3 separate regions of the Homo sapiens genome follow, and regions 2 and 3 are each linked to region 1. A link is a contact called in ENCODE Hi-C or POLR2A ChIA-PET data. All regions are on one chromosome and are shown on one strand. The core of a region is the stretch at or near the end of the contact, and the rest is flanking DNA. Distances in the headings are between cores, read along the strand shown.

The links. Hi-C counts contacts between places; a loop is a spot of excess contacts on that map. ChIA-PET counts read pairs that join two places held with the same protein, here RNA polymerase II (POLR2A). Pooled maps may share reads with other maps.
Region 2: a loop to region 1 is called in a map with no recorded cell type, with 5 times the contacts of the local background. The contact joins the promoter of KRABD4 here to the enhancer-like site in region 1. A Hi-C loop is called at or near these places in 3 of 37 single-sample maps with no recorded cell type and 8 of 50 pooled maps.
Region 3: a map of CD14-positive monocyte shows a loop between it and region 1 (3-fold over the local background). The contact joins two enhancer-like sites. A Hi-C loop is called at or near these places in 1 of 168 maps with a recorded cell type or tissue (CD14-positive monocyte), 3 of 37 single-sample maps with no recorded cell type and 8 of 50 pooled maps. POLR2A ChIA-PET finds 5 or more read pairs at or near these places in 2 of 52 experiments (activated B cell and activated T-cell).

Annotation. Positions count from the first base shown.
Region 1 is chrX:46,627,157-46,631,823 of GRCh38, reverse strand. SLC9A7 (solute carrier family 9 member A7) reads left to right here. Exons shown (of 17, transcript NM_001257291.2): 14 at 175-238. Among named protein-coding and RNA genes, the nearest start is that of CHST7, 56 kb to the right of the region's middle. Within about 2 kb of position 2,608, at least 17 of the 41 ENCODE cell types and tissues checked have a DNase peak (open chromatin) inside an H3K27ac peak, as active enhancers do; they include CD14-positive monocyte, where a contact is called at or near this core.
Region 2 is chrX:46,444,848-46,449,514 of GRCh38, reverse strand. It overlaps KRABD4 (KRAB domain containing 4), which reads right to left and starts at 2,218. Exons shown (of 6, transcript NM_001129898.2): 1 at 2,169-2,218; 2 at 1,205-1,315. RefSeq lists an enhancer at 1,982-2,639.
Region 3 is chrX:46,790,090-46,794,756 of GRCh38, reverse strand. No RefSeq gene overlaps it. Among named protein-coding and RNA genes, the nearest start is that of SLC9A7, 33 kb to the right of the region's middle. Within about 2 kb of position 2,641, at least 14 of the 41 ENCODE cell types and tissues checked have a DNase peak (open chromatin) inside an H3K27ac peak, as active enhancers do; they include CD14-positive monocyte, where a contact is called at or near this core.

The DNA.
Region 1 (4,667 bases), core at 1,359-3,858:
TGCGACCTCTTTCTTATGACTTCTGCATGACAGCTTTCCTCACCTTTTAGCTAACCACTCCTTATGCTTCGGGAAGATGATTAGCCTCCAGGCTACTTGCAGCCTGCATGGCTACCATGGGCCAAGCTAATACGCTCTGTTTTTCTCTTTGTCTTTCTCCCTGGTGACTTTCAGAGTTGGTGTTGACCCCGATCAAGACCCACCACCCAACAACGACAGCTTTCAAGTCTTACAAGGGGTAAGTCACAAGAGATGCTTCTTCCTGGGGAAGACATTTGAGCATTCGCCACATGCCAGGCACTTTACCTAGATTCCCTCAATGTGATCCTGACAACAGCCTTATGAAGCGTGTACTGCTCTCCCCATTTTACAGATTAAAAGTTGAAGTTTGGGAGTTTGAGTCATCTCAGAATAAGTGATGGAGCCAGGATTTGTCCCCAGGGTATGTGTTCTTAATCAACATTATGAAGGGTGTGGGCTCGCCAGAAAGAGTCCCTGACTCTCCACTTTTCAATAGTGGATATTGGTTCTACAACTGGTTCCGAGTCTATCAGTGGTGCCCAGGAGAAAGAGAGCAATACGATTTGACTCTCCAGCCCAGGGATCTGAGGAAGAAAGGAGAGACATCAGGTGCCTGAAGGCATTCCTGTTTCTCCAGGGCCTGGGATCCTCTAGGTGAGCAATTTGGAAAGGGCATAGCAGGGACGGCTTGCCTTTTCTCCATGAAGTCCACGGCCCCAGGTGGGAAAACCAGGAGCCTGGGGCTGGAATCATGCAAAGGTTCATTTACTCATATGTCTGGCACCTGGGCTGGAAGGACCCAACCACAAGGACTTCTGACAGGAATGTCTGTGCAGGGCTTTTCCATGTGGCCTGAGCTGCCTGCCAGCATGGTGGCTGCTGGGTAGTTGGATTTCTTATGTGATGGCTTAAGGTTCCAAAAGCAAGTGTCCCAGCAAGCAAGGTAGAGGCTATATCACCTTTTCTGACCTAATCTTGCAAGTTCTACAGCATCACTTCCGTGGCTTTCTATTGCTTAGAAATGCATTCCTAAGACCAGCCCAGACCCAATGGGAGGGGATAGAGACCATAACCTCTGGATGGGAAGAGTATCAACAAATTTACAGACAAGAATTGAGGTTGCCATATCATCCCTGTTGTGCAGCTGTCGGGATGATTTTGTCTCTAGGTCTGGCTCTTTATCCAGGTCAGCATGACCTGGGCAGGCAAGGTGGGGAAAGGAGAGTTATGATAGGGGCAGAAATGTGTTACCAATATATTATTTGACCTTGGGAGTCAATAACTATGTCGTTCAGCATTGAATGCCCAGTGCTGAGCACAGTGGCTGGCACATGCAGGAACCTGATAGGTGTTTGTTGGGTGGATGAGGGAATGAGAGAGATGCAGCATGCAACAGGCAGCTTTACTGACCACCTGTGTATGTTGTCCATGAAACCCTATTCTTTTTTTTCCAGTCAGCTTTGAATCTGACTCATCATTGCACTTAATCCTGCAGCAGTCTGCAGCAGACTTCACATTCCATAGGATCTTCTAAATGATTCCATCTACCAAATCAGATTTAATAAGGCTGGCAAAATGTGGTGCTGTGTGGGGTCAATGGGGTGCCACTGTGGCCTTTTGTGGTTTCTTTCTCTTTAAGGGTGGCCACAGCCTGATAAGGCATTTATAGCATTGATGTCCATTCTAGGTCCCTGCTCAAGGGACACAAAGCCATGACCTGGAAAGTTCTGGACATTTTGGGAAGAGTTTTCAATAAGCTTCATTGGAGATTTGGCACCCACTTTAATGAGCTCCAGAAGACCTTTGAGATGATCTTAGAATTGGCCATTATGTCAGTTGGGAGCATGTGGTCTCAGTGAGTTCTCTTTGAAAATTTGCTATTTGACTCTAGCTTTGATTAAGGACTTTAGAAAACAGGAGTTCAGGAACTGAGCACCTCGAGGCTAATTTAGAGTATAACAGTTTGGGAGATCTTGAAACTCAGCCTGAGAAAACCCCAGGGGAAAACATGATGGCCGTCCTTATTTCACCAAAGGAAAGATAATGGCTCTGGTAGGACATGGCTGCCCTATTCTAAAGCATCCTCCACAGAACTGTGGCCAGTCTAGATTAATTTTGTAAGAAAAAAAGGCCAATAGCAGCTGGATCATAAGATTTGGAGAGATTTCATCTTGCTCTGGACCATTCAAAACATCCCCACCCCCTTTGCTGTTTCCCATTGCTCCTACCTCTGCATTCAAGCATCTGTAACAGGAAATAAGTGAAAGGATTTGGCTGGTCATGTAGTAGAACTTACTATGTATCACATGAGCCCTGCGCACTGGGAACACTGGGCTTGTAATTAGATTCAGTAACAAGCTTACTGTCACTTTTCTGTGGAAATGTTTGAGTGAGAAAGCAGCAGGTCCAAAGTGCTGAGGGTTCTTGTATTTAGTCCATGCAGTAACAGCTAAAATAGCCCCCACCCCCAGGTGGAGTGAGTCTCAGGAACCTCCCTGGATGGGCCTGGATGGATGAACTCAGTGTTCCTGTCAGCTCCCAGAGGGCCCCTTGGGCTGAGAGCACCGCACATGTGGTGTTGTGAACGGGCTGGCAGCCACTCGCGCTGCACTCCTAATGGCACCCTGTTTGCCACAGCCCTAGCCAGAAGCTGTGTCACAGCTTCCCCCTGACCTCCTTCCTTCCAGACCTCATACACAGTCATGCAGAGGGCCCCTCAAAGTCAGTTCCACTGACCTTTTGAAAGGTTTTCAAGATTGCTGTCATATGGGGAAAAACATGCAAACTTCAAGCTTGGTTCTCCAGGACACCCTCTTAGAAATGACTCACGCCCTTGTGCAGAGAGGACCTTATTTCTCCAGTTCCTCCTGGTCTGACCTCCTCATTCTAGTGAGCCACTAACAGCAGGGCTCAGTGCACTCTGTGGCCATGAGAAACAGGAAAACAGAAATAAATGGGCTTCTCATTTTTGGGTGAAACCCTGGGTTCTTGCAGTTTCCCCTGAAATAGATCCAGGTCACATGCTCAGTGTTGTCATGAAACTGAAATCAGAGGTAGGGAAAGTCCAGATGTTTGTTCTCCACCAGAGAAAAAAAAGGGCGGTTCTCTTTACCTCATTTTCTAAATAATCTTCCTAAAAACAACAAACAAAAAAGTGACATTTGATGGGAAGGCATGTCTTATAATGAGCACAATTCTCCTCACTGGTCTTGAAGCCCAAGGCTATAAACAGAGTCATGGCTAGGGAGCTACAGAATATTAGCTCATGTGGGAAAAGGAAGGGAGCTGTTGGCTAGAACTTTGCTTCATGTGGGGAAAGCATAAAAATATTGTGGGCAGACTTCAGCTTTGTGTCCCCTGGTAAGTTTGACTCATTAGAACAAAACAAGACAAAAAAAACAAAAAACAAAAAACAAAACTCAGTGCTTTGTTTCTCTGGAGGTCTTGGTGACTTTGCAACCAAAACAAAAACAACCCTAGCTGGAGGCAAGCTGCCCAGCCCTGGGGGTGGCCTCCCACCCCGATAAAGCAGGGGACTTTTCATGCCAGACCAGACAGCTGAGATTTCTGTTGGCCGTACATGCAGACACATCATTCACTTCCTTCCCTGAGTTTACAGAAGAGCACTCATTGATGAGGCCACTTTGGAGCAGCTAAGAGTGTGAATCTGAATTTATCCCAGTTTCACCATATCAACAGGACAAGGTCACAAGCCGGATATTAATGGAGTGTGGAGGAAAGGAAACCACCAATGCCTGTGTATATGCACACGTGTGTGCGTGTCTGTCTGTGTGTATGTAGTGAAAACTGTAGAAAATCAGCAGTTTATTGTTGCGTTCACATATGACTTTCTGAGCAAGTTAGAATCATTTGTTTCTGGGTCCTCCGTGTTTTTTTTTGTTTGTTTTTGTTTCTCCAGGCTGAAATCTGATACCCGTAAATCTGTCACCTAAATCTTTAACTTCAAACAGTTGCAGAGGTGCCTTTCCTCCAGTTGCTACTCTGTGACCACCGCCCCCCCCCCAACCCGCCCATTTTTTTGTGCTTCCAAGTGCCTCCCTTGGCCCCTGATTTCCCTTTCTGCTCTTCCTTTTCTGTTTTCTAAAAACTCAGAGTCAAGATCAATTTATTCATTTATTTGACAAATAGTTATTGAGCACCTGTTCTATTTCAGGCATTCTTTCAGGTTCTGGGAAAATATCTGCAACAAGGTAGATGAATCTGCATCCTGAAGGGCTTGGTGACAAGGTGATAAAGGGTGAGGGTGGAGAGTGGCAGAAGCAAGAGAGTGGAGACACTCAGGCCTCACCAGCCCCACTGAAGCAGAATCTGCATTTTAACAGTGTCTCCAGGGAATGTGTGTACATTTTACCATTAGAAAAGCCCTGATCTAGGCAATGTATAGCTCTGGAGAGTTTTAAGCAGGGAAGAAAACTATCTGTGTATCACGGTCAGAGATTTGACTCTGGTTTTTTTTTTGTTTTGTTTTGAGACAGGGTTTCCCTCTGACGCCAAGGCTGGAGTGCAGTGGTGCAATCACAGCTCATTGCAGCCTTGACCTCTTGGGCCCGAGGGATCCTCCTCCCTCGGCCTCCTGAGTAGCTAGGACCACAGGTGTGTGCCACTTCACCAAGCTAATTTATAAA
Region 2 (4,667 bases), core at 969-3,468, 180 kb after region 1:
AATTTTCTTCTTTTATTTGCATTTTCTCAATTTTTGACAAAGAATATCACTAGTAAAACAAAAATTAAAAATTATTAAAAATCACCACTTATCAAACCGAGCCCTAGAGGTGAAAAGACCCTCTGCAAGTGTGTATAAGTAGGATCTCTTGATGTGGTTTGGAGGAAGGAGCCCAACAGGGGCTCAGAGGGCCACAGTGGAGGAGAGGTGTGGGGCTGGGTGGGTAACAGCCCAGCACTGTCAGTTCTGTGAGGGGCTGAAAACCACCGTGCCTGCTCCCCTGCATCTGCCTCTTTAACTGGCCACCTACCCTGTTCCCACCCCATCATTTTCTCCTTTCTCACAATTTGCATTTTGATTACCAGGCTCCTCCTTCTTTGGTAGTTTTTCAAATAAAGTTCCAGCAAGGAGCTTCTGTGCAGAGTAACCATTGCATACTGCAACAATCATTGTGACAGTATCAGGACAACAGGGTTCAGCTTGGTGTGGCTTAGCAGGTCATGTCCCCTGGCCCACTTTCATTAAGCATTGAAATAAGGCAGCAGAGATGGATGACAGCGTACCTAGAGACTACTTGGAAATTCTATAAACTAAAAATATATTTTCTGCACTTTGGTCAGGATGAAGGGACACTCAGCATTTCCCCTGGAAGCAGGTGCCTGATTGATGGTGTGGGGCTGACTCAAATTCAGAAATAGCCAATGGCAAGAGACGGGAACACAGGGGTGCACAAATAGGTGTGCTAGGAGAGGCCAATCCTCTGTGGCTGGCTGTGATCCTTCCCAGCCTCATAGCGCCTTTACAGGCACTACAGCAGGGCACCTGCCCCATGGGGGGACATCCATGCCTCCATCCACCTGTGACTTTCACCTGTCCCTCCTCCAGCAGGAATCAAACTGCACTGTCACACGGTCCTCGATGGCATCTGGAAGTTGAGCCAGCTTTGCTTTGTCTCAGCTGAAGTGAGGGACAAAGGCCACTATGGGTCCAGCTCTTCTAGGACCTGCTATCCTGTGAGCCTCCTTTCTCTGCCCTGAGGATCTGGGTCTGGGCTCTGGGCTGAGGCTTCTCCTCCAACTCGCCTCAGCTCAGCGTACCTCTCTTGTGTCCAAGGCCGCAGGACCAAGGGATTCAGAGACAAACACGCCCCAGTTGAGGCCATCACTATAGCACCAGATCTCTGCCTGTGACCCAGGGAACTCACCTCCTTCTGAGGCCTCAGCCTAAGTCTTCTGAGACTAAGTGAGGAAGCTGGGGCACAGATAAACTGGAGTCTGAAGTCGGTGAGCAGTGGTCTCAGGTCTGCACTCTGACCCTGGAAACACAATGACCACAGGAGATTCAATTAGCAACACCTATGCTCCCTTCCATGCAGTGAAGTTGAGTAAAACCCAAAGGTTTTACCCAGCAGAAGAGGGACAATGCCTCATTCTAGCTTTAAGAGTTAACATTGATTCACAGCTCAATTATCCTCAGTGAGCGAAACCCTGCCTTCCTGAGTCCGGGCTTTGGAATCAACTGACTGACTGCTGTGCCACTTTTATTCACTGAAGAAATGGGTGCCTTCCTTCCATGAGCCCGTTCTCCGTGCTGGAAATACATCAGGGAACAAAATCTCAAAGTCCCAGCTCCCGCAGAGTTTCTAGTCCAGCGGGGGAGACACACAGGAAACAATAAACATGATAAACGAAGCACAGGAAAAGAAAAAAAAGATTCCTCGGGTTTGCTACCTACGTGACTTTGGACAGGTTGTCAAGCCACACTGAGCCATTTTCTCTCTATAACACGAAAATAATCATCGTAACACCTCACAGGGCTCCTGTGAAGATTAATGTGAAACATTTGCAAGGTTGCCTGGCATTTTTAGGCGCTCAGGAAACAGGCGCGGAGTGACTCAATCAGTCACTCGCTGGCCCTGAACCTCGTCCCCAGCACTCACGCCCACAGGCCTGCGGGTCTCAGGGAACCGGACCCTGGTCCTGGCTCAGAGGGTCCTGAGAGCAAGGGGCCTGTCTCAGGCGGGGAAGTGGCCTGGAGGATGGGCTTTTGAGCTGGGCTGTAGAGCCACCCTGTCACCCACAAAGGCGTTCACCCATGGCCCCATGACCCCACGACCCCGTCAACCCCCGCCCCCATCAAAACCATCACCACCTCCGCGTCCCTCTTACTTCACCGCCAAGAGCCTGAAACCTCAGAGGCCGCTGACAACAGCCAGTGTGAACTAGGGACCGCCCTCCCGGGTCAGCGGAGCACTTCCGCTTCCCACCGCCCCCTGGGAACGCGGGATGGGGTCGGAGTGTGTCGCAGCGCCGCGCACGCGCAGTAGCACGGGGGTGGGTGCGCCACCGCCAATGGCCAAGATGGCGGCTTCCAGGGACCCCGTGTTTCTGATAGTGTTCGGCTTGAGGACAAAAGCGTGTGACCATTTTCCGTGGCGAGTGGTACAAAAGGCCCAGGGCGTCATCCCTTGCCGGCGAGAGGCGAGCGGACTTTCCAGCGGCCTAGCTCCCGCCCGCAGGGAGGCCGAAGTCCCCCTTGTCCCCCTTCTCCCATTTCGTCCTCCTGCATCGCGACCCTCCCAGTCGCTGCGGCATTGGGTGTTTGTGTCCCTCCGTCCTGAAAGCCATTGTTCCCGCTTTTTTACCCTCCTGGGAATAGGAAAAAGAGTCGCGCCTCCGGCGCCAATAGCGCTCGGAGGCGTGGCCATCTAGGGTCCAGGCTGGTCTCAGGGAACCCGACCCTGGGCCTGGCTCTCAGAGAGTCATGGGAGCAAGGGGTCTGGCTCAGCCGGGGAAGTGGCCTGGAGGATGGGCTTTTGAGCTGGGCTGCAGAGCCAGCGATCTCTTGAAATGAGGAAAGAAACCCTCATTCTGATTTTTCTCTACGCAATAGAGGGGCTCCAATTCCTGAGATCCTAGACACCCTGGGAGAATCTGGATTTTACTTTTTTGAAAACGCACTGTAAATAGCAAAGAGGTGTTTTCTGTGAGATTGCCAGCCAGTGGCAACATGGTCCCCTAAAAAGGCCTGTAATGGCCTTGAGGAAAGTTTTCTGTTTCCTGTCTGGGCCTGGGGGAAACAGACGAAGTGTGTTCTCCATCCTTCTGTGCCTGCCTAGTCACCAAGCAGGCTTCCTTGGGTCAGGCATGGCAGGGTCTCCACCAGGTACAAAGCAATCCCTTCTGTGCTGGAGCCAACTGGTGCCAGACACTGTTTATAGATGAAAGTGTTAAAGCTGATCATGGAATCCATCAGATATGTATTTAATTTCCATTTGAACATGGGTCTTTCTCCTTTTTCTTTTTCGCTTTCTCCTCTGCAGGTTAACTTGCATTCCCCAGGTAGTTTGAATGAGTCTCAGCCCAAATTTGCAAACTCAGTACAGCCATCCCCTGGGAAGTTACCCTGTCTAAGCCTCCTGTACAAGTCCTAGGAAAAGAACCTGTTTTCCTTTGGGCATGTGAGCAGTGAATTATTGCTCATTCAGAATTTCATGTGTATGTGTTGCTGATGGCCAGGTTTAGAGAAACCAACCTATTTATTTTTAGAGGAGAGGTGAACTGATAACATTCTTTTCAGACATCACTATCACGAGGCAGGAAAGGGCTAATAGTATGACAGTGTCCTGAGGACAATAGAGAAACTGCAAACTGCAGAAGCACCTGGTCTGTGGCCCTGACCAGCATCTCTCCATTTCAGGATATGGAGATTCTGCAGGAACAGGTATTTCTTCAGAAAGAGAAGGGACTGATATTTTAGATGTGACCAGATGCAGGGCACGCTCTTATTGCCATGCCAGCATTTGCTATTCATGATGTTAGTATTCAAAAATTAAGAAACACCCTGCCTCGGCCATTGGTGTCTACTAATCCATTGGAAGAGAAGACTGGAATCCACCACTTGCTAGCTTCTTGGGTCTCATTCCCCCGCTTTCTCCCATAGCTGAGGACCACCTAACCTAGATGGCTGCTGTAATTGTTCAAAGGAACATCTTTAGAGCCTGAAGCCCAGGAATAGCCCGTGGCAGGCACCTGGTAAATGTTAGTTTTCACTGCCTCTCCCAACACTATGAAACATGCAGCACTCTCTGCAACTGACCCTGTGGATTTCCATAGGCAGGAGAATATCCAGTGTTAAGTGGAGCTGGTATTTTCAGAAATGAAGCCCCTTTCCTTATTTGTGCCAGCCCGTTTTGTCTTAGGCATATGTGCATTGCATTATTGCCCACTCTGTATTTTATTTGCATCTGTAACGATGGCCAGGTTCAGAGATACCACCCTATTTACTTCTAGAGGAAAGGTGAACTGATAACCTTCTTTTCTCATATCATTATCTCTAGGTAGGAAAGGGTTAATAGAGTTAGTGTGACAGTGTAGTGTGGACAGCATAGAAACCTCCCCAACCTCCACCCGCCCGCAAGCTGCAGAAGTACCTGGTTTGTGGCCTTTGCCAGCCTCTCTTCATATCCCGATTCTGCAGGAACAGGTGCTTGAACATTAAGAGAAGGGGCTGAATCTTTGGATGGGGTTTCATGAAGGGCACACCGTTATTGGGATGCTAGCATTTGCCATTCATGACATTGGCATTCGGGTATCATGAAACACAGGAAGGTTTTTCCAACCCCCCACTGTATTGACTGTTGGGATCTACTAATCCAATAGAAGAGA
Region 3 (4,667 bases), core at 1,392-3,891, 160 kb before region 1:
AACCCTGTTTCTACTAAAAATACAAAAATTAGCTGGGCGTGGTGGCGGGCACCTGTAGTCCCAGCTACTTGGGAGGCTGAGGCAGGAGAATCGCTTGAATCCGGGAAGCAGAGGGTTGCAATGAGCCGAGATTGCACCACTGTACTCCAGCCTGGGTGACAGAGCAAGACTCAGTCTCAAATAGAGATAATAATCATATTTTTTTTTAATTAGCCAGGCATGGTAGTGCGTGCCTGTGGTCCCAGCTACTCAGGAGGCTGAGGCAGGAGGATACCTTGAGCCCAGGAGATCAAGACTACTGTGAGTCATGATCGTGTCACTGCACTGCTGCACCTGGGTGACAGGGTGAGACCTTGTCTCAAAAAAAAAAAAAAGTACATTTTATGTTAAGTGTGTTTTACCACAAAAAAAAAAACAAAAAACTCTCCAGCCCAGCCTGACCAACATGGTGAAACCCCGTCTCTACTAAAAGTACAAAAATTAGCCAGGCGTGGTGGCGCGTGCTTGTAATCCCAGCTACTCAGGAGGCTGAGGCAGGAGAATCACTTGAACCAGGGAGGCGGAGGCTGCAGTGAGCCGAGATTGCACCACTGCACTCCAGCCTGGGTGACAGATCGAGACTCTGTCTCAAAAAAAAAAAAAAAAAGAAGAAGAATTAGATTCCATTCCAGGCAATGTGGTAGAACAGGACGCAACATCAAATTAGTATAAATAATAATAATACCTCACATTTAAATGGCACTTTACAATTTACACAGTTCTATTGTGAAATACCTTACCTTGTTAAGTTCTCCTAGCAACTAGGATGGAGTGGGGTGGGTCTCTGTGTTCAAAGTGCATAGGCTATAGGAAGGGTGATTAGGAAAGTGGAGGATGAGTGGGCTAACAAGGCATAGAGAGACAAATGCTAGAATTGATGAGTGAATACAGAAGAAATGGAATAGAAAGATGCAAAACAACCAGCTCATGATCTACCTGATTCCTCTGTTTTTCCTTGGATGTGATAGGGGGTAACCATACTCTTGTGTATTCAAATGTTTCCTACTGTTTCTAGGCCCCGTTTTTCATAAGCTCTGTTCCAAGAAGCAGTACTGCTTCCTAGTCAAAGGTGCCCCAGTGTTCAAAGTTTGGCCCTACCCCTTCCTGATTACATGATCTTGCGCAGGTTACTATCTCTCGGCTTTAGTTCTCTATGTGATAATAATAGTTCCTGCCACCTCTAAGCCTTCAATACATATTTTCTCCATTTCATTTTCTCAGCCCTGTAACCTCAGGATCAAATGCTGCCTACTGACTGAAGTGACAAAGAATACCTTTTTGAGGTTTTTCTTCTTTCAACTTGTCCTACCATAGTATTATCGGGAAGATCCCCCAATATCATCCCCCAATATCATTAAGTAGGAAGAGAAATTGTTTGCAATATATAGGTTTCATGTTAAGTAAAAATTGTTGACGTCAAGGGTTTAGAAGAAAACAGTTTGACTGGAGTCAAAAGTCACTTTTCTTCTAAGTCACTTTTCAGAGGTGAGATGGAAACCTTGAGGTATGTTTCTGGCAAGTGATCTCCAACAATTTCTCTAAAGTATCTGATTAGAATAAGTAGGGAGACATTATAGGTAATAAGGTAGATATTTTCCTTAATCCAACCCCTAGAATTTAAACCATATTGAGCACCAGGAAAATTTCGCTCTGCAATTTCCCGAGGCATTTTACTTGTTACATTGGGTACATTATGACCTGTTGAAGATGGTGGTTTTCAGTTCCTTCCATTTAATGAGTCTTTACATTCTAATTAAAACCGAAAGTGGAATTCCTCACTTCTTCTGTTTGTTAATGATATAAATTATCTTAGCTGCTATGAAAATAAAAGGACTTCCTTCATTTGGATTGCTCAAACACTGATATTCACGCTCACTTGGAGGTATCTGGAAACATTATCTAAATGAGATTATTTTATCCAGAGAGAAAATTCTTAGCTTTAAAAGCTATTTAACTAAGATGGCTTGATATATTTTATGACTAACGCAACTGGGCCAACCTGTATCTTATGTTTAGTCAATGCAAAATGAAACAAAAATCCAGTGCCAACCAGATTAAATTGCAAAACATGCACACAGTATTTTGGATCAGGAACTAAACTTGTGTGGTTAATGACTAATTTCCTACATCCTCTGAGGCATCTACATGCTTGGATTTTTTTAGAATGGCTGGGCTTCATTTGTCACAAACTTGCCTCTTGAAGCAAAGCACACAGTAGACCTCCAAAAACTAGGCTTTAAATCTAGAAATTCTACTTTTTAATTCTTCCAAAGGAAGAATTTCTTTGAGTCATTTCCAGGTCCCTGCAGAGCCAAAAGACACACAGAACATATTCTATAAGCGTGCACAGGCTGTCCAGAGCATTTATCATTGCTCATAGTAAGCTTTGTATCCTGCGTGTTCTGGCTACCTAATTGCTTGGTAATAAATTACCCCAAAACTTCGAGGCTTACAATAACCACCTTATTATGCCCACTAATTTTGTGGGTCAGGAGTTCAGACAAAGCACACAGTGGGAGTCCATTGTCTCTGCTCCACGATGTTTAGGGCCTCAGCTGGGAAGACTTGATGACTGGGGTGACTCAGCGGCTGGGGGCTGGAACCACAAGGAAGTATCTCCATTTACGTGTCTGAATGTTGGCTGGGACCTCAGCTGAGAGTGCTGACTAGAACACCTCTATGTGACCTTTCCATATGGCCTGGACTGTCCCACAGCATGGTGGCCTCAGGATAATCCAACTTTTTACATGGTGAATTAGGGACTCAAAAGTCAAAGTCCCAGGGAAGAAGTCAGGAGCTGCCTCGCCTTTTCTGGCCTAGCTTTGGAAGTCATGCGGCATCATTTCTTCCTCTTTCTAGCGGCTACAAACCAGTCACAATCCTGTCCCAGTTCAAAGAAAAGGTGCATAAGCCACACTTCTCAATGGAAGAAGAATCAAAGAATTTGTGGACATATATTTATTTATTTATTTGAGACAGTCTTGCTCTGTCACCCAGGCTGGAGTGCAAGGGCATGATCTTGGCTCACTGCAACCTCCGCCTCCCAGCTTCAAGTGATTCTCCTGCCTCAGCCCCTCCCCCCACCCAGTAGCTGGGATTACAGGTGCCCACCACCACACCCAGCTAATTTTTGTATTTTTAGTAGAGACGGGGTTTCACCATGTTGGCCAGGCTGATCTCAAACTCCTGGCCTCAAGTGATCCGCCTGCCTGGGCTCCCAAAGTGCTGGGATTACAGGCGTGAGCCACCGCACCCGGCCTGTGGACATGTTTTTAAATTGCCACAACATGTTAAGCTCTATGTGTTTATAGCTGCAAAGTTATGTCATGATTCCCAAATAATAAATCAGACTGGACAAAAATGACGGAAAAAAAAGAACTCCAATCTCAGAGGTGACTGAAAGAAACACTGTAGAATTGCTGTCAGAGACTGAGCTTGGGGCCCTGCATTTAAGATTGATTCAGGAGGGCCGGGTGCAGTGGCCCATGCCTGTAATCCCAGTACTTTGGGAGACTGAGGTGGGTGGATCGTCTGAGCTCAGGAGTTTGACACCAGCCTGGGCAACATGGTGAAACCCCGTCTCTACTAAAAATACAAAAAATTAGCTGGATGTGGCAGTGTGCAGTTGTAGTCCCAGCTACTCAGGAGGCTGAGGCAGGAGAATCACTTGAACCCAGGATGCGGAGGCTGCAGTGAGCTGAGATTGCACCACTGCACTCCAGCCTGGGCGACAGAGTGAGACTCTGGCTCAAAAAAAAAAAATTGATTCAGGCAAACCTATAGGAGCAGGAACTTAAGCGTTTTAAAGGAACATAAGGTCTCCAAATTGCTGTCTGTGGTTAACACTGTCATCCACCTCTCAGGTCTCCCACCAAGGAGAAACTCGTCCCAGTTGCTAGGACAGCTATAGGTAGGCAGCCTTCAGCTCTTGGCCCTTTCAGAGATTGCCTCAGTTGCAGAGTCGCCCCGTTCAAGGTGATGACGCACCTCCTGGTGGCTCATATCCAGTGACTGATGGATGCGGGAATATAAGGCCTGGTCTTTTTGGCCCAGCCTTAGACAACTCTGAAGGGTCATTTTATTTCTATCGTTTCTCATGAGGCTGGTTGAGACCGTTGGGCCTATTTTGCAGCTTGACTTTTCTGTCTGACCTGTTCTCCATCCTTCCCTTTCCATTGCAGGTGTTGTCTGTAAGGACGCTCTTTAATAAATATCTTGCGAACTAAGCTTCGTCTCAGTGTCTGCTTCTTAGGGACCCAAATGTGTGACATTATCTGGACTCCTGAATTTTACCTCCATGTTATCTCCTACCAACTTTGCCCTTGACTGGGCCCAGTGTCTTGAATGCTCATACATTTTCTGCCTAGTCAGGTTGTCTCTCTGTGCTAGCTTAAGGTTTGATATGGCTTTACTCTCCATTCAGCTTTTATTGCATAGATTGAGCTTAGAGTCCAGTCTGATCATCCAACCCGTAATATGCTTTGGTATACACTTTGGGCGCTCAGTTTGGAGCACAATGCTCACCAACATTAAGTACTTACAGAAGACCAGGTCAGTAATTTAGGATAAGTTGACATGGAAGAAAAATGATCATAGTGTTTTAGACACTTTACTTATTTTACTTTATT